Linked DNA regions of Homo sapiens: regions 1, 2, 3 and 4 are each linked to region 5. Evidence: read pairs that join two places in POLR2A ChIA-PET (ENCODE). Cell type or tissue: MCF 10A. All regions are shown on one strand. Region 1 holds the start of MIR4443 (microRNA 4443). Region 2 overlaps PLXNB1 (plexin B1). Region 3 holds the start of ATRIP (ATR interacting protein). Region 4 overlaps CCDC51 (coiled-coil domain containing 51). Region 5 overlaps ZNF589 (zinc finger protein 589).

Region 1 (4,000 bases), 74 kb before region 5:
CGAGGTCAGGAGTTCAAAACCAGCCTGGCCAACACGGTGAAACACCATCTTGGCCGGGCATGGTGGCTCACGCCTGTAATCCCAGCACTTTGGGAAACCGAGATGGGTGGATCATGAGGTCAGGAGTTCAAGACCAGCCTGGCTAACATAGTGAAACCCCATCTCTACTAAAAATACAAAAAATTAGTGGTGCGTGGTGGTGGGCACCTGTAATCCCAGCTACTTGGGAGGCTGAGGCAAGAGAATTGCTTGAACCTGGGAAGCGGTGGTTGAAGTGAGTGGAGATGGCACTACTGCACTCCAGCCTGGGTGACAGTGCGAGACTCCCTCTCAAAAAAAAAAAAAAAAAAGAAAAGAAAGCCCCATCTCTACTAAAAATACAAAAATTAGCCAGGCATGGTGGTGGGCGCCTGTAATCCCAGCTACTCAGGAGGCTGAGGCAGGAGAATTGCTTGAGCCGGGAGGCAGAGATTGCAGTGAGCAGAGATCAGGACACTGCACTCCAGCCTGAAAGACAGAGCAAGACTCCCTCTCAAAAAAAAAAAAAACCCAAAAAACAAAACACAGTAAAACTCCTCAAAAAAGTTGTCTCTAATTTCTCTCCTCACATTTTCTCTTGGACCCACTGTCATCAGACATTGATTTTCCCCACTCCATGGAAGTGGCTTTTTTTTTTTTTTGAGATGGAGTCTCACTCTGTCGCCCGGGCTGGAGTGTGGCAATCTTAATTCACTGCAACCTCCGCCTCCCACCTCCCAGGTTCAAGTGATTCTCCTGCCTCAGCCTCCCGAGTAGCTGGGATTACAGGTGTCCGCCACCACGCCTGGCTAATTTTGTATTTTTAGTAGAGATGGGGTTTCACTGGCTGGTCTCGAACTCCTGACCTCAAGTGATCTGCCCGCCTTGGCCTCCCAAGGTGCTGGGATTACAGGCATGAGCCACTGTGCCAGGGTGGAAACGGCTTTTGTCAAATTCTCCGGGAACCTTCATTTTGCTGAATACAGTGACCAATTTGCAGTCCTAGCTTTACTCCACCCAGCAGCCACCCATCATCCTCACTGCATGCTTGGCCACTCCTAGAAACATTCGCTTTGCTAGGTTTTCAGAGCACCACTCTCAGATTTTCCTCCTCTCTCCAGTTGCTCCTAAAAAAGTAAAAAAAAATGATGCCGTGGAGAGGTCATGATGGAGGGAAGCTATTGGCCTCTGAAGGTGGGAAGCAGGCATCCAGGCATAGCAGGAGAGGCCGGCCCTGGACTTCCTGCAGGAGCTGGGAGCTCCTTCGGGGCACTATGGTCCCTTGTTCCCAGCAGCAGCATAAAGCCTGGCTCATGGCGACAAGGAGAAATGTTTGTGGAGTGAATAAAGAATAAGACTTTGAATGTTATCCTGAAGGCAGTGGATTTAGAAAGAGTCTCTGAGAAGCCATCATTCCTCCCCTCCTTTTCCCCATGGAAGATAGACTGGATTATGGCTTGGGGTGGTGAGGTGGGTTCCTAGGGTTCTTTTCTCTTCCCAGAAGGTTGAGGAAGGACTTTTCATCCCACTCTTCCCATCGGAGGGCATTGATGTAGCACCCAGGAAGGCCACCGGAGGGCACTATATTCCCAGGAGACCATTATTTGGGAACGAATTGAGAGTTGCTGGTAGAAAAGAATAAAGCTTAGCACACGTGTGAGAAACCAAATACACCCCTCTTTCTGGGATGTTTCCAGAGCCTTCTGCAAGGTGGGACATGCTCAGGGCCAGGAGCCTTACACCTGTGTTGTTGGTCTCAGCTGGCCCTTTATCTTATGTTGCAGACTCTTTTTTTTTTTTTTTTTGAGACAGGATCTCACTCTGTCACCTGAGGCTGGAGTGCAGTGGTGCAATCTCTTGGCTCACTGAAGCCTCAACCTCCTGAGCTTAAGTGATCCACCCCCCTGTCCTTCCCAAAGTGCTGGGATTACAGGTGTGAGCCAGCCTGGCCTGTGGCAGCCTCTTGACGACTCTTGGTCTCAGTTGTACCCCTCTAGAAAATGGGAGTAATGGCCGGGCGCGGTGGCTCACGCCTGTAATCCCAGCACTTAGGGAGGCCGAGACAGGCGGATCACGAGGTCAGGAGATCGAGACCGTCCTGGCTAACACGGTGAAACCCCGTCTCTACTAAAAATACAAAAAAATGAGCTGGGCGTGGTGGCAGGTGCCTGTAGTCCCAGCTACTCGGGAGGCTGAAGCAGGAGAATGGCGTGAACCCGGGAGGCGGAGCTTGCAGTGAGCGGAGATCGCGCCACTGCACTCCAGCCTGGGCGACAGAGTGAGACTCCATCTCAGAAAAAAAAGAAAAGAAAAGAAAATGGGAGTAATGGCCCCTGGCAGGTCTCCCACACAGAGGCATCAGCAAGAGAAAACAGAGTAAGTAGTAGAGATAGTGGTTGAAATAAAATGTACCGGAGAAATTCCTGGGGTTGGCCAGGTGTGGTGGCTTATGCCTCTAATCCCAGCACTTTAGGAGGCTGAAGCAGGAGGATCACTTGAGCCTAGGAGTTCCGGACCAGCCTTCGTAACAGCGAGACTCCGTCTCAATATTTAAAAAAAAAAAAGAAAGAAATTCGAGGTGTTGCTAATCCTCACTGTCCCCCTCACCCCACCCCTGTGCTAATTGTGTTTCTGCATCTATGGTTAGTTCATTCCTCTTTACTGACACACACTACTGAGTGTATGACGCTACACACATGAACACTGCTTTTTTTTTTTTTTTTTTGAGACGGAGTCTCGCTCTGTCGCCCAGGCTGGAGTGCAGTGGCGCGATCTCGGCTCACCGTAAGCTCCGCCTCCCGGGTTCACGCCATTCTCCTGCCTCAGTCTCCCGAGTAGCTGGGACTACAGGCGCCCGCCACCACACCCGGCTAATTTTTTGTAATTTTAGTAGAGCCAGGGTTTCGCCGTGTTAGCCAGGATGGTCTCGATCTCCTGACCTCGTGATCCGCCCACCTCGGCCTCCCAAAGTGCTGGGATTATAGGCGTGAGCCACCGTGCTCGGCCCTGAACACTGCTTTGAGTGGTGTCCAACCTTAACGTTCTGTGGAAGGTGATTCCCCGGTAGATGGAGATGATGAGTTAGGTCAGAGCCAGTGGGCAGTGAACGGAGGCCACTGGGGTGGTAGGGAGCCATAATAGGTTCTGGAATCGGGTGAGGATTTCATTTCAAAGGGCTAAGTTTTCTTGTGAGGTTTCCTGGGGCCCTCCTTCTGGAAGGCAGAGTTCCTAGGCAGCATCTGAGCCCTCCTTACAGCTTATACCTGGGTGCTGTGCCCCTGCACAGAACAGACTCAGAGGAGAGGAAACACCCTGTGCTGGGGGCTGGGAGGGGGCTGGAGACCTGCGCAAGCTGGACCTGTGCTGTCTTTGCTCAGTCCCGGCCTTTCTCAATCCTTGGGCCTCTGGTAGGTGAATTGTTCCTGGATTCCTTCCTGTCCTGGTTGAGTTAGAGCCTCTTGCACCATCCTGCTGATGGCTGGTTGATATTAAGCAAAGTGCAGTATGGGGAAGGATAAAGGGATGGCATGGTGGGGGTTGGAGGCGTGGGTTTTAGAACCTATCCCTTTCTAGCCCTGAGCAATGCTTGCCCCAGAAGGAGTTGGGGCTAGGCCCATTCCAATCCTTCCAGCCTAAGATCCAGACTCCAAGGCATGCCCCAGGCCTCCTGGGATGTTTGTATGTTCTGTGAAAATGGGAACAGATTTGAAGAAATCAGGGTTAATCAGAGTGAAACAGGTTCCTTTTCTGTGGCATTACTCAGTGCCTTTAGCAAGTGGTGTATTGTGAGTCTTCAAGAAACAGCAGGAGGGAGGTTTCACATACTTCCTTGCATGAGGAACCCTTTTCACAGAGAATTTTGCAGACCACTGTTCCATAGAACACACTGTAAGAAGTTTCCATTTCATCCAATGCAGCCCCCGTGTTCATTTCACAGAGGAGGAAACAGGAATGCATAGATGGGAAGGATCTTGCCCCTTGT
Region 2 (4,000 bases), 130 kb after region 5:
GGCCTCCCAAAGTGCTGGGATTACAGGTGTGAGCCACTGTGCCCGGCTGTTTTCTTGACTAGTCACTCACTGTTATCTCAACTATGTCCTAAGACATAGCTCACCCTAAAACCAGAATTCACGTTAAAGACAGGGTAAGATTACTCACTAAGCTCCAGCACTACTGAATTCCACTGTTGTGATTTCTCTCTCTCTTTTTTTGAAGAGACAGGGTCTCACTGTCACCCAGTCTGGAGTGGAGTGGCATAATCTTTCACTGCAGCCTCAAACTCCTGGAGTCCAGCAATCCTCCCACCTCAACCTCTTAAATAGCTGAGACTACAGATGTGTGCTACCATGCCCAGCTAATTTTTAAACAGTTTTCGTAAAGATGGGGTCTGGCTATCTTGCCCAGGCTTGCAATTTATAGAGCTCCAGACACCCTCATTGGTAGCTGCTTCTGATAAATTCCACACTATGGCCAGAAGATGGCAGCAAACCACCAGCTTCAGCCACTTACCTGTGGCCCAGGACACCGGACCAGGTTTCCAAAATCTGAGCTTCACATTCCTAGACCTCCAGAGGTTCTCTTCATGGCCACCTGGACAACTGGCAAACCATTCTGTTTCCTTACACGTGCACATATCATCCAGATAACTGAAACTCTTATCAATAAAACCCCAACATCACAACCAGGGCATAAATTCTCTTTCAAACATCATGGTGATATCCTTATCTTAGATTTTTGGTAAACATTTGGAATTGGATAAACCATCATCCTTAATTAAGACAGAGAACACTTTTTTTTTTTTTTTTTTGAGATGGAGTTTTGCTCGTCACCCAGGCTGGAGTGCAGTGGCGCGATCTCGACTCAGTGCAACCTCCGCCTCCCGGGTTCAAGCGATTCTCCTGTCTCAGCCTCCTGAGTAGCTGGGATGAGAGGCGCCCGCCACCACACCTGGCTAATTTTTTGTATTTTTAGAAGAGACGGGGTTTTGCCATGTTGGGCAGGCTGGTCTCAAACTCCTGACCTCAGATGATCCGCCTGCCTCGGCCTCCCAAAGTGTTGGGATTACAGGGGTGAGCCACTGCGCCTGGCCGACAGAACACTTTTAAAGAGAGATCCATAAAACATCGCCAGTCAGCTGACCTAGGTAGTTTGGGGTGTATTTGTTCTTCAATGTGGCATCCTTAGGGAACCTGGTGGAGGAAACACATGCATCAGCAGCCATTGGTGCCAAGCAGAACACAGCTAGGTTCCCTGTATCCCCCAGCACCACCCAGAGTCACCTGTTGGCACTGGCCAGTGGGATCCAGGTCCTGACCATTTGGAAGGTTTCAGGTGGCTTCTAAGAATTCCAACATTCATCAGCATAAATTCAGCTGTTATCTTAATTAGCACGATTATTTCAGTATCAGAAAATTAATAAAAATATAGAACTCCTGGGTCATGTAACCATTTGGACAATTATTCCAACTTTTAAGTTGGTGAAAACGCTTTTTAATAAAGCACATCACTCCATAAAACGCCTTAAGGAGCCCCGGGTGGTAATGAGAAACAAAGGCCCTTTGTATGCTAACAGGTTTGTGAAAAATGTAATAATGAGGGCACACTTTCGTTGCAGTCTTAATAAAAATTAGGAAAAGATTGATCAAACTGAATTACAAATGTTCTATGCTGAAATTGTGGTCATGACCCAAGTTAAGCGATCACAAATTCTTGCTGGTGTTGGAATCTCCATTCTTGGTCATGGTTTGGAGTGAAGACAGAATTTCCTATCTTCTTGTGCCAGGTTTTTCTTCTCTATGTCTGTTATTATAACAATGTTCTGTGGCGGCTGAGCCATGACTCAGTGAGTGACTCAAAGCACGTTCAGTACTCACCCCTCCCGCGGGCACGTGCCCAGGCTTGCAGGCACATGGCCCCCCTCTCCCGGGAGCCTTCACCTACCCCTAAAACCTGCAGGGGCCTGAACCTGGAACAGAGAGGCCTCTGGAACAGAGGCATGGCTCTGTCGAGGTCTGTGGTGCTGACCAAGGCTGCTTCCCTCTGTGTCTGCTTGAAGTCCACCCTCAAGTGGATTTCCCATCCACCCTGCTCCCAGAGATGGTCAAGATGGAGACCCATTCCATGGTCTCCAACGGGAAAAGTCAGGACCATTCTGGGTGGCTATGAAAACCTGGCCAGAGCATCCAAGCTCACATGCTCCCAAATGATGGCACCTGGCTGCTGACCTGACTGTGGTCCCCACATCCGGCAGAAATGGGAAAGAAGGGACAATGGAGCCACAGCGAAGAATAGCAGCTATGACTACCCCCGGCACAGACAAGACCAACATGGCTCCTTAGGGACAAGGACTTTGTGGATTGTAGGGGCAACCCTACAGTGGATGGCTTTATTTAGGGCCAAAAAAAGGCAGGGGATAGGAGTCCTCCTGGAATTCTATCAGTCTGTCTCTCTCTAAACACTCAATGAAGACCTCGAGGGGAGGTTGTGGTCTCTGTGCCAGACGAGAGGAAATGCTAAGGGTCACTGGGTTATGGAGGATAAGCAGAGGGCCAAAGGGATGATCCCTCTGAAGGCCTCAAGGCTGAAGGGCCTTCCTCTCATCTGCCAGGCAGAGCTGCCACCCTATCTCTTCTGTTCCATGGGGGGCTGGCCTTCTGCTAAGGCCGAGGGTGGTCTCAAGTCAAGAGGAGTATCAACCCCCTGCCCTACAGACCCAACTAGCAACATGAGACCAGATAAGACAGTCTCCAAGCTCACCTCCAGGTACAAATCAGGAAGAACCATATAAGGCGGCCTTCATGGAGGCAGACAGTTTAGGAGCCGGCCCTAGGATGCCCTGATTTGGAAGGCAACACAGAAACCCTAAGTCCAGGAACAGGACCATGGAAAATGGCCCTCGAGACCCCCTCTGCCTAGAGTTGCCTGTAATTATGTCATCCTTTCCTAGTCCCTTTCAAGATAAATAGAACATGAGTGGAGAAGTGAGAATACGCAAACTGCAGATAAAGCAGGCCCCCTTGAAGAGACTGTAGACCCCTCTATCTCGGTCACCCGCCCTGCCCCAGATGGGGTTCTTCCTTCACGGAAGCTTTGACCCCACCAGACCCTGCCCAGGCGTCAAGGAGAGCCTCAGCCAGCCCTGCAGTCTGGGATATGATGGGGAACCATGAGACTCCCCAAGAGTATAGATACCACCTCCCCCTGGTACCTGCTGGGCATAGCTGCCGTCCTCCTAGTAGCCAGGGGCTAGGCCGGGCTCACACATCAGACTCAGTGCAGTGTGTTATCCTTTAATGAAAAGCTGGGTCAATGGAGTCACCACTCTCCCCAAGACCCCCCTGCAGCAGATAGCCCTCACCATGGCTACCTATGAGGCAGGGCAGCCCTGTGGCAGCCAGCCCTGCTGAGGGGTCAGTTTGTAGTGGCCTAGGAGAGGCGTTCAACTCTTAGACCTAGGATGTGGCAGCAGCAACAAGGCCAGAGGCAGCTCAACTGAGGTCAGGGATGGTGGAGGAGGCAGACAGGAAGCATGGGGCTCTCCTCCTTCCTCTCCGAATCCCAGTGTGGCCAAGGCCAGTGTTCAGGAACAGTACAGTCTCCCCAGGGGCCTGGAGTCTCTTCCAGCCACTCTCTGGAAGCCCTTAGTCCCCAACTCCCTGCAGACCGGTGTCACAGGGTCGCTGGACTCGGGGAGCAGGCTGGGTACTACCCCATGAGCCTTGAGGCCCCGGGTCTAGGAGGTGGATCCAGCAGGGCCGAGGCCAGAGCCACCAGGAGACTGGGAGTCACCTTCCACTAACTCTGCTTGTCAGTCACTACAGGCACCTAAGAAGGTGGCCTCTCCTCCGAGCTTCCAGGGCTGCCCAGGCCAGGCTGAAGCAACAGCAGGCCGTGGCTCCTGGGTTCCTATAGATCTGTGACCTTGTTTTCCACAGCAGCTGCAATCTGCTGGAGCCGATAGCCCAGCTGCATCTTCTGGGCCGTGCCATCCTCCTCCAGGGCAGTGATGAT
Region 3 (4,000 bases), 180 kb after region 5:
ACCACTGCACTCCAGCCTGGGAGACAGAACAAGACCCTGTATTTAAAAAAAAAAAATTAATTCAGAAGCACAAGTATTTGGATTTCCCTCCCAGGCCCTTAATACAATTATGTTAATAATGCTCAGCTTTCTCTGAGAATATTGTCGAAGAGCGCTCTGGAACCATTATGAGACTGCTAAATCAAAACTAGGTTTTAGAATATTGAAAACTTTCATGATTAATGTACTAGATATTAACGCGGGAGAGGGGGCAGGGGGAAGCCTGTGTTGGTCCTCTCCAGAAAGTTGCACAGCCAGTAGCACCCTTCAGTAGGCTTCAGGCATTCCCTGTGGGGCCTTGCTAGCTGGCACCCAGCCGTATGCTGCTAAAACAAACCTGAGCACCAGTGATTCACACTGTTCCTGAAAGCAAGTTACTTGGTGGAACCTATCCCTCTTTAACAAATGAACAGTCCTGTCTCTTTCCAGGACCAGAGTCCTGCAGCAATTAAGCATGCAACACTTGGGAAGCTATCTGACGGAGACTACCAGTTGCTCCAAAAAATTTTAAACTCCTTAGACATTATAGGCCCTGATAGCACTCTCTTTTTCATTTACTCTTTTCATTTAATGCTTTCACAAATATTCCTAGGACACTCACAGGTGAAGTTTGGCACTGAGCAGGTAAGGCTGAAAGAGTCTTGCTCCTGTTACTCTCCATTGCCAAATTCTCTATTGCGGCTAACTTCTGCACACCACAGCTGCCCAATAAAATCTGTCAGGCACGCAAGCCCACCTCAAATTGCTGCTCCTTTGTGAAGCTTTACCTCTGTTCGCCACCGGTAACTCTTACCTGGCCTTTGTGTGGCCTCCCTTTCAATGTAGAATTCTCGTGTTAGTCTTATGTGCCAGCCTCCTACCCCTCTATCCTGCTAACTTGACTCAACTTGTAGGACAGCGCAGGTGCCATTTACAGGGGGACTTCCTTGACCTCCTGAGCCCTATTCTATACAACCAGAGCTTAGGAAAAAAAAACAGTCCAGCACTCAGAGGAATGGATGTTAACAGCCTGAGCAGCTCCCACCCCCTCCCACACAAGAACAGCTCCAAACATCATTCCTCCTTGGACTTTCCTCCTCCCTGGGCCTACCTCAAATGTACACATGTGAAACATTCACTAAACCCGAAGATGTCTGCACACGACAGCTCTATTCATACTCCTCACCCAACAAATTCCACTCTCCTCAAGAAAGCCTAGGGGTTTGTGGGAGGTGGGTCTGGCGGCAGAAGGAAAGCGAGGTCACGGAGACCACATCCCTGAATGATGCCTGGCTCGACTCAAACGCAACACGCGTGAATGCTAGGGCAGGCTGCTCCTGCGCGGCCCTCCTCCACGGAATGCCAGGGAGGGAGCGCAAAGCCACCAGCGCGGCGGAGCTGGTGCGCCTCCGGCCCGCCTCTCCGGTAACGGGTCGCGCCGCACTGAGTCCTTGCAGCAAACCTGCCGAATCCCGCCCGTGGACCTCTAAACACCGGGCGGGGCCGGGTGTGGCGGCGCGCTCGGACGTTCGTCATTCCTCCGCGCCCTCCGCCTGCCAGCTGATTGGCCCCTGGGCCAGGGGCGGGGCACTCGCGGCGGAGGCAAGCGGCGGCGCGCGGACGGTTGGTCCAGTTCTCCGGCCTGGCGGCAGGCAAGTCTAGCTCGGCGCTGTCGGATACTTGGGGTGAGCGGAAAGCATGGCGGGGACCTCCGCGCCAGGCAGCAAGAGGCGGAGCGAGCCCCCGGCGCCTCGCCCCGGCCCGCCGCCGGGCACCGGGCACCCCCCGAGCAAGCGGGCCCGGGGCTTCTCCGCAGCCGCTGCCCCGGACCCTGACGACCCGTTCGGCGCGCATGGGGACTTCACTGCCGACGACCTGGAGGAGCTTGACACCCTCGCGTCACAGGCCCTGAGCCAATGTCCGGCCGCGGCTCGGGACGTGTCCAGTGAGTGCTCCTCGCGGCCTTTTGCTCGGAGGGAGTTGTCAACCGCGCCAGATCCCCTTGATGGCTGTGGCTTCGGAACCTCGCGGCCAGCACTGCCTTTTCGCCTTTTTAAAATATGGGAACACCCTGATTTAAGCAGCGGTTGTCTTCCAGAAGGTCCTTTGATTTTAGGGGGAAATGCATTAGCCAGGTCAAACAGCCGATTTGAAACACAGAAGGCTAAGTTGACATTTTACGTTATTTTCTAAAGTTTAGGCCACTTGGTTCTTGGTTCTAAGCAGAGATCCTTGGAACACACCTACCACCACCATCAGAACCATCACTACCCATGCATGGGGACCCATTCTTGTGACAAGTTTGAGCGGCTTTAGATCTTATGAAGCCCACTGTCTCCCTTGGGCAGTGTGAGCATGGGAGGAGCCAGACACAGGCAAGAGATGAAATAAATTTATTCTTTTATACAACCAGTAAACTGTGCTAGGTGCCCAAACGTGAGGAACTGCAGCTGACCTTACAATGAACAAAATACAAAAACTGTCCTTCATGGAGCTTACATTCTAGTTGAGGAGTGAGTGAAGTCTTGAGGACTCCCAGAAAGAGAAATGTTTTGAGTGCACCTTGCATCTGTACTTGGGTGTCTCAAGGCACCTTAAACTCAACACGATCATTTCCTGGAAACCCAGTCCTCCTCCAGCACTTCTAGCATGGTGCCGGCAAAGCAGACATTCAGAGAATGATGACCAGATGTTCCACAAGGAAGTAACTAGCACGACTCTCCATCCAGTGGCACAAAGCGACTCTTCCCCTTTCCTTGACTCTACATCTAATTTATTTGGAAAGCATGTCAAGCTTACCTTCTTAATCCTTCTCTGGAGTCTATCCTATTCACATTGCTTCTACCAGCTGCCTGATCTGTGTTACCATGAGTCCTCTCTTGAACAATGGTCTGCTAAATTGGTTTCCCATTTCCAGTCTTGACTCCCTACAAGTGAGGCTTCACATCACATTCTGAGTGATCTTTTCAAAACTCAAATCTGGCTGTGTCTTACACAGATATACGTGAACACCCTTTTTTTTTTTTTTTTTTTTGACGGAGTCTCACTCTGTCACCCAGGCTGAAGTGCAGTGATGCCATCTTGGCTCACCACAGCCTCTACCTCCCAGGTTCAAGAGATTCTCTTGCCTCAACCTCCCGAGTAGCCTCAGCCTCCCAAGTAGCTGGGATTACTTGTGCCCGCCACCATGCCTGGCTAATTTTTGTATTTTTAGTAGAGACGGGGTTTCGCCATGTTGGCCAGGCTGGTCTCAAACTGCTGACCTCAGGTGATCCACCCGCCTTGGTCTCCCAAAGTGCTGAGATTACAGGTATGAGCCATCCGCACCCAGCCATGAACACCCCTAATGAAAGCCCTTTAATAATTTCTTATTTCTTCTAGTGTGAAGACCAGAATCCTTAACATGGCCTGAAAGGCCCAGCCTGGTTTGGCCCTTTCTCACTCTCTGGGTCCTGGCTGCACTAACATTCTTTGAATTCTCTCTGCTTCTTTACAATACAGGAACTTTATACATTGTTCTTTCTTTGTACATTGAGTATACTTTTCATTCATTCATTTCCACTCATCTGGTTAATTCCTACTTGTCCTTCAGCTCTCAGCTCCTTCAAGTCTTCCCTAGGGAAATGTTCCAATCATCCCACTTAAGTCAGATTGCTGTCATATTATAGGCTTTCCTATATTTGTTCTCTTCTGCAGTTCTTAATCACAGTTGTAATTTTACATTTATCTGTGTGATTATTTGTTGAATGTCTTTTAAGCTCTGTGAGTGTAAGGAAGTATCAATTTTGCTCACTATTGTACCTGTAGAGCCTAACATGCCTGGCATATTGCATGTGGTCAGTAACTATTACTGAATAATAAGTAGATCATTGAGTTCTGGCCAATGAGATCTCCTCAGGCTTTAGATGAGACTCTTGGAATTGGATGAAGGATAGGGAAAGAATAATAGGATCTGTTGTTTTAGAAGGATCATTTATGAGTT
Region 4 (4,000 bases), 170 kb after region 5:
AAACTTGAAAACAGCTAACAATGCACACAATTTGTGTCCATCAAACCTGTGTTGGTAGGCTGTTTCCCGTGTGTTGCCTTATTTATGCCTTATAACAATGCCATGAAAGGCACTGCTGTGGCCTCCAGTTTATAAACCCAGAAACACCAGCTCAGCCAAGCTCACAATCTCCAAGGAAAGAGATGGCACTGTTTGTCTCAAAGTCCCAGCTGAACCCCAGGTTCTTCCCACCACGCTACACTACTACATGCCTAAGCAGGAGTGGGAACAGAGATGACAGAATGCATTTCTGCCACCACAAAGGACTTGACAACCACCACCAGCTCTTTCCACCTCACACTGTGACATTTCCTAGTGCCCTCTATCTTCACAAAAGATGTTGTAATTACACACAGTAACAGTACCGCAGCAAGCCCCACGTAACTCTCACCATCAATCCCCAAATGGTCCACAAAGGAAGTATTTGCTGGCCTCACAGAGTGGATGTTAGTGGCCAGGGACTTACTGGTACACAGTAACTGTTTTCGGGGAAAGTAGGTGGCACAGTTACATGGAGACCTTCACCCCAGAAGCATCAAGCCCAGGTTTCCACGTGAGAAATGAGGCTAAACACAAGTCTGGATGTGGCTACCCAGCACCACGTGACTGGTTTGGCACATTTCCCAAGTCAGAGGGCGGGGCCAGCCACCCCAGCTCCCCTCCTCACCTCTGTCACCTTTCCCTGGGCCTCTCGAACCTCGTTGAGTCCAACAAACTCTTCATATCTGTCCCACCAAGTCTTGGCTGTGGAGGTCGCTCGTTGCTGAATGCTGTGCCCCAGGGCTCTTCCCAGTGCTGGGAGGCGGTGGTGCAGCCCCAGGGCCACCTCCTCAGGTCTTTTCTCTCCGGGCTGGCTTGGGCCTGGGCTGCAGAGAGTCCTGGTCATGAAGAGGTCCCTTCCAAGGAGGCCCCTCCGAACCAGTACGTGGGGCACACCCACGATGTGCTGCATGGCAAACCCAGGGCTGCGCCCCATCATCCTGAGATCTGTGAGGGGGACGCCAGACAGGTCAGCTCACAGCTGAGAAAGGCTGGACATAAGTCAGTTTTGAGGCCTAGGGACAGTTCTGAACAGACTAATCCCCACTCAAATCATCTAAACTGAGCACCACCCTGTTGGGCCCAGAGACTGTGGCCCCTGTGGCAAGAGGATGGTCAGGCTCTCCTCTGGGTGCTCTTGGACAATGGAACACAGTTGGGGACGAGCCTCTAGGATGCCATACCTTCCAGTGCCCGCCACCATGCCACACAAAGCGGACCCTTCCCTGCTACCCACTTCCCTACATCCTCCAGGTCTCTCTGCTGTGACTTGAATGAGAATCCTGGTGCCCAGGTTTCTGATGTCAAAGACAGTTTTTAAACCAGACTTGTACACATGCTGACAAAGCCCCACAAAGACGCATAAATACTCCCTGCAATGTTGTGGAACTCAGGGGAATTCAGGAAGACTAAGATCCAGGATCATTTCTGTAAAACAGCCTCAAAACCAACTCCCCAGACTCTCCAAGGACTGCCTCAGCACAAGGGAAGCAGAGTTTCAATTCTGTGCAAGGACCTAAGGACACAGGCCATTTGTGACCCAAGACAGAAAACTCTCAGCTCTCCTCTAAGATAATTCCAGGGGCAAAAAAAAACAAAACAAAACTGTTTTTGCCACAGAGGACTTTTCTTAGGTTCACGCCATACAACTCCGCCCCCAGACTTTCCAGGCTACCAACTCTCAGTCTCACACTTCACGACTTCCATAAGCTTTCTCTTTCCTCTCCAACCTGCCATTGCTCAACAGGTTAGGTTTCTCTCATCTTTCCCTTTTCCATCTTGCTTTGATGTTTGGGCCTGCTTCTCATTACCTGGACAGCAGGGAGTCTCCTGTTATCCAGAATCAGGCCTCACCTGAGCCCAAGAGTGCCAGTGACTCTGAGGACCCCAAAGAGGTGGCCAGGTGACCCATTTTCCCAGAAAAAGCTGAGCCAACAGCACCCTCCTCTGGCCAAACCACACCTCAAAGTCCCTAAGCACTGATCCTGGCTGTGAGAGCGACACCTGGTGGCCAACAGACCACGCCACAGAGAGAAAAGCAGAGGGAGCTGCAGACAGGAAGGAACTGAAGGAGCTCCAGATACAGAATAGAAAGGGGCTTCCTGATGGAAGGTGATATGAGACAGAGGCTCCCCACAGCACCCTAGCCTCCTCTCCATCATGCTGTGCTAAGAACTGTCTTTGGAGAAGCTCAGCGGCTTTGAAAACACAGCTGGTTGGGTAGAAACATGTCTTCTGGGCAAAGTGGGCCTGAGCTGAGAGCCGCAGAAGGGAACTTCACTGTGACAGTGATCCCAAGCTGGTGCCACACCCAAACCCCTGGGCCCCCTTCATAAGGCTGGGTTCCATGCCCATGAGGGTGCATACCATCCAGGCCCCAGCAGCCCAGTCAGACTCCCAGGCCTCAAGGCCAGCACCCATGACACACAGGCTGAGATCCTATAACACCCCTGCAGGTGTATCCTTCATCAGACAAAGCATGCAGTGTCCGCCATGGCTGGCACCACTTTCAACACCCTCTCTTCCCAACATCACTGCCCCTCTTGGCTTCCTCCAACCTTCTCAGCCTCCTTTCCCAGCACCTCCTCTACTAGCTGCCCATTTTTAGACCCCAGCAAAGTCACCCATTCCTGGCAGAGATGACAGCTACTGTCTCCTATGCAATCTCGGCTTTCTCCCCTGCCGTCCCCCACCCCCATGTTCTGCACATGGCAGCCCAAGGCCCTGTAACACAAAAATCAGATTACATCCCTCTGATCAAAATCCCCCAACAGCTCCCATTTCACCTGGCGGTGGCCAAGAAATCCTGAGACCTCTCAGCCCTCATCCTCTTCCTTCTACTGCCATACTCTGCTCCAGCCACCGTGCTGGTCTGTGCCCTGCCACCTTGTCCAGCTGGATGACTCTTCCTCCACGAGTCTACTCGGCTCACCCCGACATCTTCATCTTTGCCCAAATATCACCTCTCAGTAAGGCTTCCTTGACCACTCCCTCCCCAGCTACCTTCTCTGCTTTATTTTTCTCCTGATGGATATATTTCCTTATGTGTTGCCTATTCTCTCACTAGAACATAAGCTGGGTGACAACAGACTTCATAAGGGAATGTGGCAATAATTCCCATGTGGCAACTGGAGTTGTTTCTCCACTCCAGTCCCTCCCCTCAGCCTCTCCACCATCCCACCAGCCCCCAACCCTGGGCCCTGTTTCTCAGCCCCCAGGATGTCACCACTTAGATGTTTCACAGGCCCCCCAACCAGCAAGGAGAAGAATGTTCCTGGCAAAGAGAAAAGGTGGAAAGTGCTTGAGGTCGCCCAAAACCTGAAAGGCAGTCAGTGCAACTGGAAAGCAAAAGCAGAGAAGAGTGGATGGAGAGGCTGGATAGGTGAAGCAGGGCCCTGAGGGTCAAGTTCGGAATCCTGCCCCTTCAGATCCATTCTCCCGCTCTATGTAGATGGCTGTCTCCTACCAACTGCCCCTTCCTCAAGCCTCTATCATCTGTTCCTCATCTTCACTTCCAGCTGATGGTCTGCTTGCTTCATTTTCCATCAAGAAAATAATAAAAAGTTGGAAGAGAACTTCCACAAACTCCCACCATACCTTCCCAACCATCAGTAACTGCCCCATTTCCACCTCCTCTCTTGATCCTCAGGATAAAAAACCCATGCTTCTAGGGAAAACCAACCTGTGCCCCAGGTCCCAAATCCTCTCTCCTCCTGAGACATTACTCAGTAATTGATCTGACACCCCCCCACCAGCAACTGCCCCATTTCTTTGGTTTCCTTTATAACCAAACTCCTTGACAGACTGCCTGAATTCACTGTTTCTGTTCCTCTTCTCTGATTCCGTCCAGCTCCCTCTGATCTGGCCTTCACCTGCTCCTCCTTCACATGCCATTTTTCACTCGGTTTCCAGTCCCCACTCA
Region 5 (4,000 bases):
GTAGAATGCAGTACAGAATAGTATTGAAGAATGTGCATAGGAAGCCTTCATTTGAGTTTCCCCACTCATAAGTAGATATTTACTAGAGGAAGATTACATGCCAAGTTCTACCAGAAGTGAGGATTCATCAGTGGAGAAGACAGGCACAACTGACTTAAAGAAGGCTGGCTCTTGGTCCTCCAATCCAAGACCTGCTCTTCCCTGTTTTCCACAAGTCGGCAAATACAGTAATGTTACCATTTAGCTGCACTTTCCTAAGAAATATCAAAATTAAATTGCAACTGTTTCTAACCAGCTGAAGATAACAAACAACCATGAACTTTTTGTAATCCAGGAGGCCAGACCCTTTATCAGCCTAACTGAAGACCCTTGCCTAACTAATAAATAGAAGAATTTTTTTTTTTTTTTGAGACGGAGTCTCACTCTGTCGCCAGGCTGGAGTACAGTGGCATGATCTTGGCTCACTGCAACCTCTGCCTCCCGGGTTCAAGTGATTCTCCTGTCTCAGCCTCCCGAGTAGCTGGGACTACAGGCGCCCGTCACTCCACCCAGCTAATTTTTGTATTTTTAGTAGAGACAGGGTTTCACCATGTTGGGCAGTATGGTCTCAATCTCTTGACCTCGTGATCTGCCCGCCTCCGCCTCCCAAAGTGCTGGGATTACAGGCGTGAGCCACTGTGCCCAGCCCTTTGTATTATTCATATTCTTGCAACTTTTCTGTATATTTGAAATGATTTCCAAATCAAAAGTTTGAAGAGGTTGAATGAAAATATAGGTCCTGCACAGCACATCTTGGGGAGAAAGACTTTAATCATTGAGAATGATTAATGGGCCAGGTCTTATCATAAAACAAGAGCCCAGTCAGCCCTTCCTATGACTCTTCTGACTGGAAACTTTCTTTCTTCAGCAGAATCAAAGCCAGAAGTCCATACCTGCCCTTCTTGCCCTCTGGCCTTTGGCAGTCAGCAGTTCCTCAGCCAAGATGAGCTACACAATCATCCTATTCCAGGTTTCCATGCAGGAAATCAACTCCACCCAGGAAATCCCTGCCCAGAGGATCAGCCACAGTCACAACATCCTTCTGATAAAAATCACAGGGGGGCTGAAGCAGAAGATCAACGAGTGGAAGGAGGCGTCAGACCCTTGTTTTGGAGTACAAATGAAAGGGGGGCTTTAGTGGGTTTCTCTAGCCTGTTCCAGAGACCACCAATAAGCTCTTGGGGAGGCAACAGAATATTAGAGATACAGCTCAGTCCAGCCCAGAATGCAAGCTCTGAGGAAGTAGACAGAATTTCCAAGAGGGCAGAAACCCCAGGGTTTGGAGCAGTCACGTTTGGGGAGTGTGCACTAGCTTTTAACCAGAAGTCAAACCTGTTCAGACAGAAGGCAGTCACAGCAGAAAAATCTTCAGACAAAAGGCAGTCACAGGTGTGCAGGGAGTGTGGGCGAGGCTTTAGCAGGAAGTCACAGCTCATCATACACCAGAGGACACACACAGGAGAAAAGCCTTATGTCTGCGGAGAGTGTGGGCGAGGCTTTATAGTTGAGTCAGTCCTCCGCAACCACCTGAGTACACACTCCGGGGAGAAACCTTATGTGTGCAGCCATTGTGGGCGAGGCTTTAGCTGCAAGCCATACCTCATCAGACATCAGAGGACACACACAAGGGAGAAATCGTTTATGTGCACAGTGTGTGGGCGAGGCTTTCGTGAAAAGTCAGAGCTCATTAAGCACCAGAGAATTCACACGGGGGATAAGCCTTATGTGTGCAGAGATTGAGGCCGAGGCTTTGTAAGGAGATCATGTCTCAACACACACCAGAGGATACATTCAGATGAGAAGCCTTTTGTTTGCAGAGAGTGTGGGCGAGGCTTTCGTGCTAAATCAACTCTCCTCCTACACCAGTGGACACATTCAGAGGTGAAACCTCACGTGTGTGAGGAGTGTGGGCATGGATTTAGCCAGAAGTCGTCGCTCAAATCACATCGGAGAACACACTCAGGGGAGAAGCCTTATGTGTGTGGGGAATGTGGGCGGGGATTTAGCCGGAGGATAGTCCTCAATGGACACTGGAGGACACACACGGGAGAGAAGCCTTACACGTGCTTTGAGTGTGGGCGAAACTTTAGCCTCAAGTCCGCTCTTAGTGTACATCAGAGGATACACTCTGGGGAGAAGCCTTATGCATGCACGGAGTGTGGGCAAGGCTTTATCACGAAATCACAGCTCATCAGACACCAGAGGACACACACAGGAGAAAAGCCTTATGTCTGCGGAGAGTGTGGGCGAGGCTTTATAGCTCAGTCAACCCTCCACTACCACCGGAGTACACACTCCAAGGAAAAACCTTATGTGTGCAGCCAGTGTGGGCGAGGCTTTTGTGATAAATCAACTCTCCTCGCACACGAGCAGACACATTCAGGGGAGAAGCCTTATGTGTGTGGGGAATGTGGGCGGGGATTTGGCCGGAAGATACTCCTCAACAGACACTGGAGGACACACACAGGAGAGAAACCTTACGCATGCATCGAGTGTGGGCGAAACTTTAGCCACAAGTCCACTCTCAGCTTACATCAGAGGATACACTCGGGGGAGAAGCCTTATGCATGCGTGGAGTGTGGGCAAAGCTTTAGGAGAAAGTCACAGCTCATCATACACCAGAAGATACACTCGGGGAAAAGCTTTAGAGGTGCAAGGAGTGAGGATGTGATTTTAGCAACAAGTCAGCCATCAGCCACACCAGCGGAAATGCTTAGGGAGAAGCCTTGTTTGTAAGGTAATGTGGACAGAGCTGTACGTGGACATCATTACTTGTCACGTGTCAGAGGACACACTCGGGAGAAACCTTCATGGAGTGAGAGTAAGGTGTTGGCTGGAAGTGGCCCCTTAAGAGATACTTGGAGTCAAATCTATCCACTGTACGCCCACCCCACTCTTGTTCTAAGAGCTTTGGGGACAGTCTTTTGACCCCTTACATTCCTTTAGATGTGAAGATGACAGAGATCTAACTTCTGAGAGCAGAGGTGTCAAGTGACGGTCCCCTTGGAGGAATGGTCTTTGCATCTGACTACTTCCTTCTGCAACTGTGTTCTTCCATTAGCTTCCATGACACTCTCCTGCTTTATTTTTTTCTACATCTCTAGCCTTTGCTGTTTCCTCTCCTACCCCACCTTTAGATTTTACTCAGAGTTCAGTCTCCAGCCCTACAATCTGAGGGACACCTTTACCAGGTCCCCTTCCTAACCCTCCAGTCCCAAATCCAAGATTCTTTAACCACACTCTAAAAGTTCTTCAGACTCAGGACTTAAACATAGCCACGCCACCTTGGCCTTCAATGACAGGGATCTAGCAATGCTGCATCATCAGCCTTCCAATACCAGGTTTAAGGGTATTTTAAACACAGCTCCTCTTAAATCCTCCAATCTCAGTACCCAGTGTTTTAGCCATGCTCGGGTGGCTAAATTACATCCAGGAATGGTGCCAGGGCCTTTAGCCATTTGTCTCTCCTCACACTCCAGGGCCCATATGGCCCAGGTTCTGACAGTTTGCCTTACTCCCTTGGGCTGGGGCTAGCCCTACCTGATACCCTGTGTCAATGAGTGTACCTTGGAGAGCTATCCACTCAGGCCCCAGTGCCTCTATTTGCTAAGGGACTCTGCCACAGAAAAGAAGGGGAGAGATGTTCATGTAACCTCAAAATACTTAGGCTTGGTTTTGATGCTAGAGAGGAAAAAGGACTTGGAGAGAGAGAAGGAATGGCTGGTCCAGAGGCTTTTGTCCACTCCCTCTCACTGGAAGTGGTTGATCTCCAGGGAATCCCCAAGGTTAGCCTGCTTAGGGGAAGGGCTAGGGGTACCTGGAATGTAGGATCTCCCCCATGCCTGGCCTACCACCCTAATGTGTCTGGAATTGGTGGGTTCTTGGTCTTGCTGACTTCAAGAATGAAGCCGTGGACCCTCACGGTGAGTGTTACAATTCTTAAACATGGTGTGTCTGGAGT

The links. ChIA-PET counts read pairs that join two places held together with the same protein. Peaks named below come from ENCODE experiments on the same cell type or tissue, not always from the same donor. Only the 100,000 strongest peaks of a DNase experiment are listed, where the experiment ranks them.
Region 1: POLR2A ChIA-PET joins it to region 5 with 12 read pairs; 13 of 35 experiments call an interaction of 5 or more read pairs at or near these places.
Region 2: POLR2A ChIA-PET joins it to region 5 with 11 read pairs; 3 of 35 experiments call an interaction of 5 or more read pairs at or near these places.
Region 3: POLR2A ChIA-PET joins it to region 5 with 12 read pairs; 18 of 35 experiments call an interaction of 5 or more read pairs at or near these places.
Region 4: POLR2A ChIA-PET joins it to region 5 with 15 read pairs; 16 of 35 experiments call an interaction of 5 or more read pairs at or near these places.

The regions. Positions count from the first base shown.
Region 1 is chr3:48,193,017-48,197,016 of GRCh38, forward strand. It overlaps MIR4443 (microRNA 4443), which reads left to right and starts at 3,548; the gene lies at 3,548-3,600. RefSeq lists an enhancer at 3,209-3,738. In MCF 10A, a CTCF peak has its summit at 1,586 (motif pointing right); DNase peaks (open chromatin) are centred at 1,595 and 1,825.
Region 2 is chr3:48,400,591-48,404,590 of GRCh38, forward strand. PLXNB1 (plexin B1) reads right to left here. Exons shown (of 38, transcript NM_001130082.3): 38 at 3,264-4,000. The coding sequence ends at 3,896. Among named protein-coding and RNA genes, the nearest start is that of PLXNB1, 27 kb to the right of the region's middle. In MCF 10A, CTCF peaks have their summits at 452 (motif pointing right) and 653; DNase peaks (open chromatin) are centred at 481 and 1,831.
Region 3 is chr3:48,445,130-48,449,129 of GRCh38, forward strand. ATRIP (ATR interacting protein) reads left to right here and starts at 1,608. Exons shown (of 13, transcript NM_130384.3): 1 at 1,608-1,963. The coding sequence starts at 1,717. It overlaps ATRIP-TREX1 (ATRIP-TREX1 readthrough), which reads left to right and starts at 1,650. Exons shown (of 15, transcript NR_153405.1): 1 at 1,650-1,963. It also overlaps a transcript of CCDC51 not described here. RefSeq lists a silencer at 1,553-1,912. In MCF 10A, no CTCF peak of the experiment used is centred here; a DNase peak (open chromatin) is centred at 1,592.
Region 4 is chr3:48,434,111-48,438,110 of GRCh38, forward strand. CCDC51 (coiled-coil domain containing 51) reads right to left here. Exons shown (of 4, transcript NM_001256964.2): 2 at 707-1,026. The coding sequence starts at 1,018. Among named protein-coding and RNA genes, the nearest start is that of CCDC51, 4.0 kb to the right of the region's middle. RefSeq lists an enhancer at 673-1,515 and silencers at 2,002-2,101, 3,830-3,879. In MCF 10A, a CTCF peak has its summit at 2,045 (motif pointing left); a DNase peak (open chromatin) is centred at 2,051.
Region 5 is chr3:48,267,008-48,271,007 of GRCh38, forward strand. ZNF589 (zinc finger protein 589) reads left to right here. Exons shown (of 4, transcript NM_016089.3): 4 at 908-3,983. The coding sequence ends at 1,779. Among named protein-coding and RNA genes, the nearest start is that of ZNF589, 28 kb to the left of the region's middle. In MCF 10A, no CTCF peak of the experiment used is centred here; a DNase peak (open chromatin) is centred at 1,544.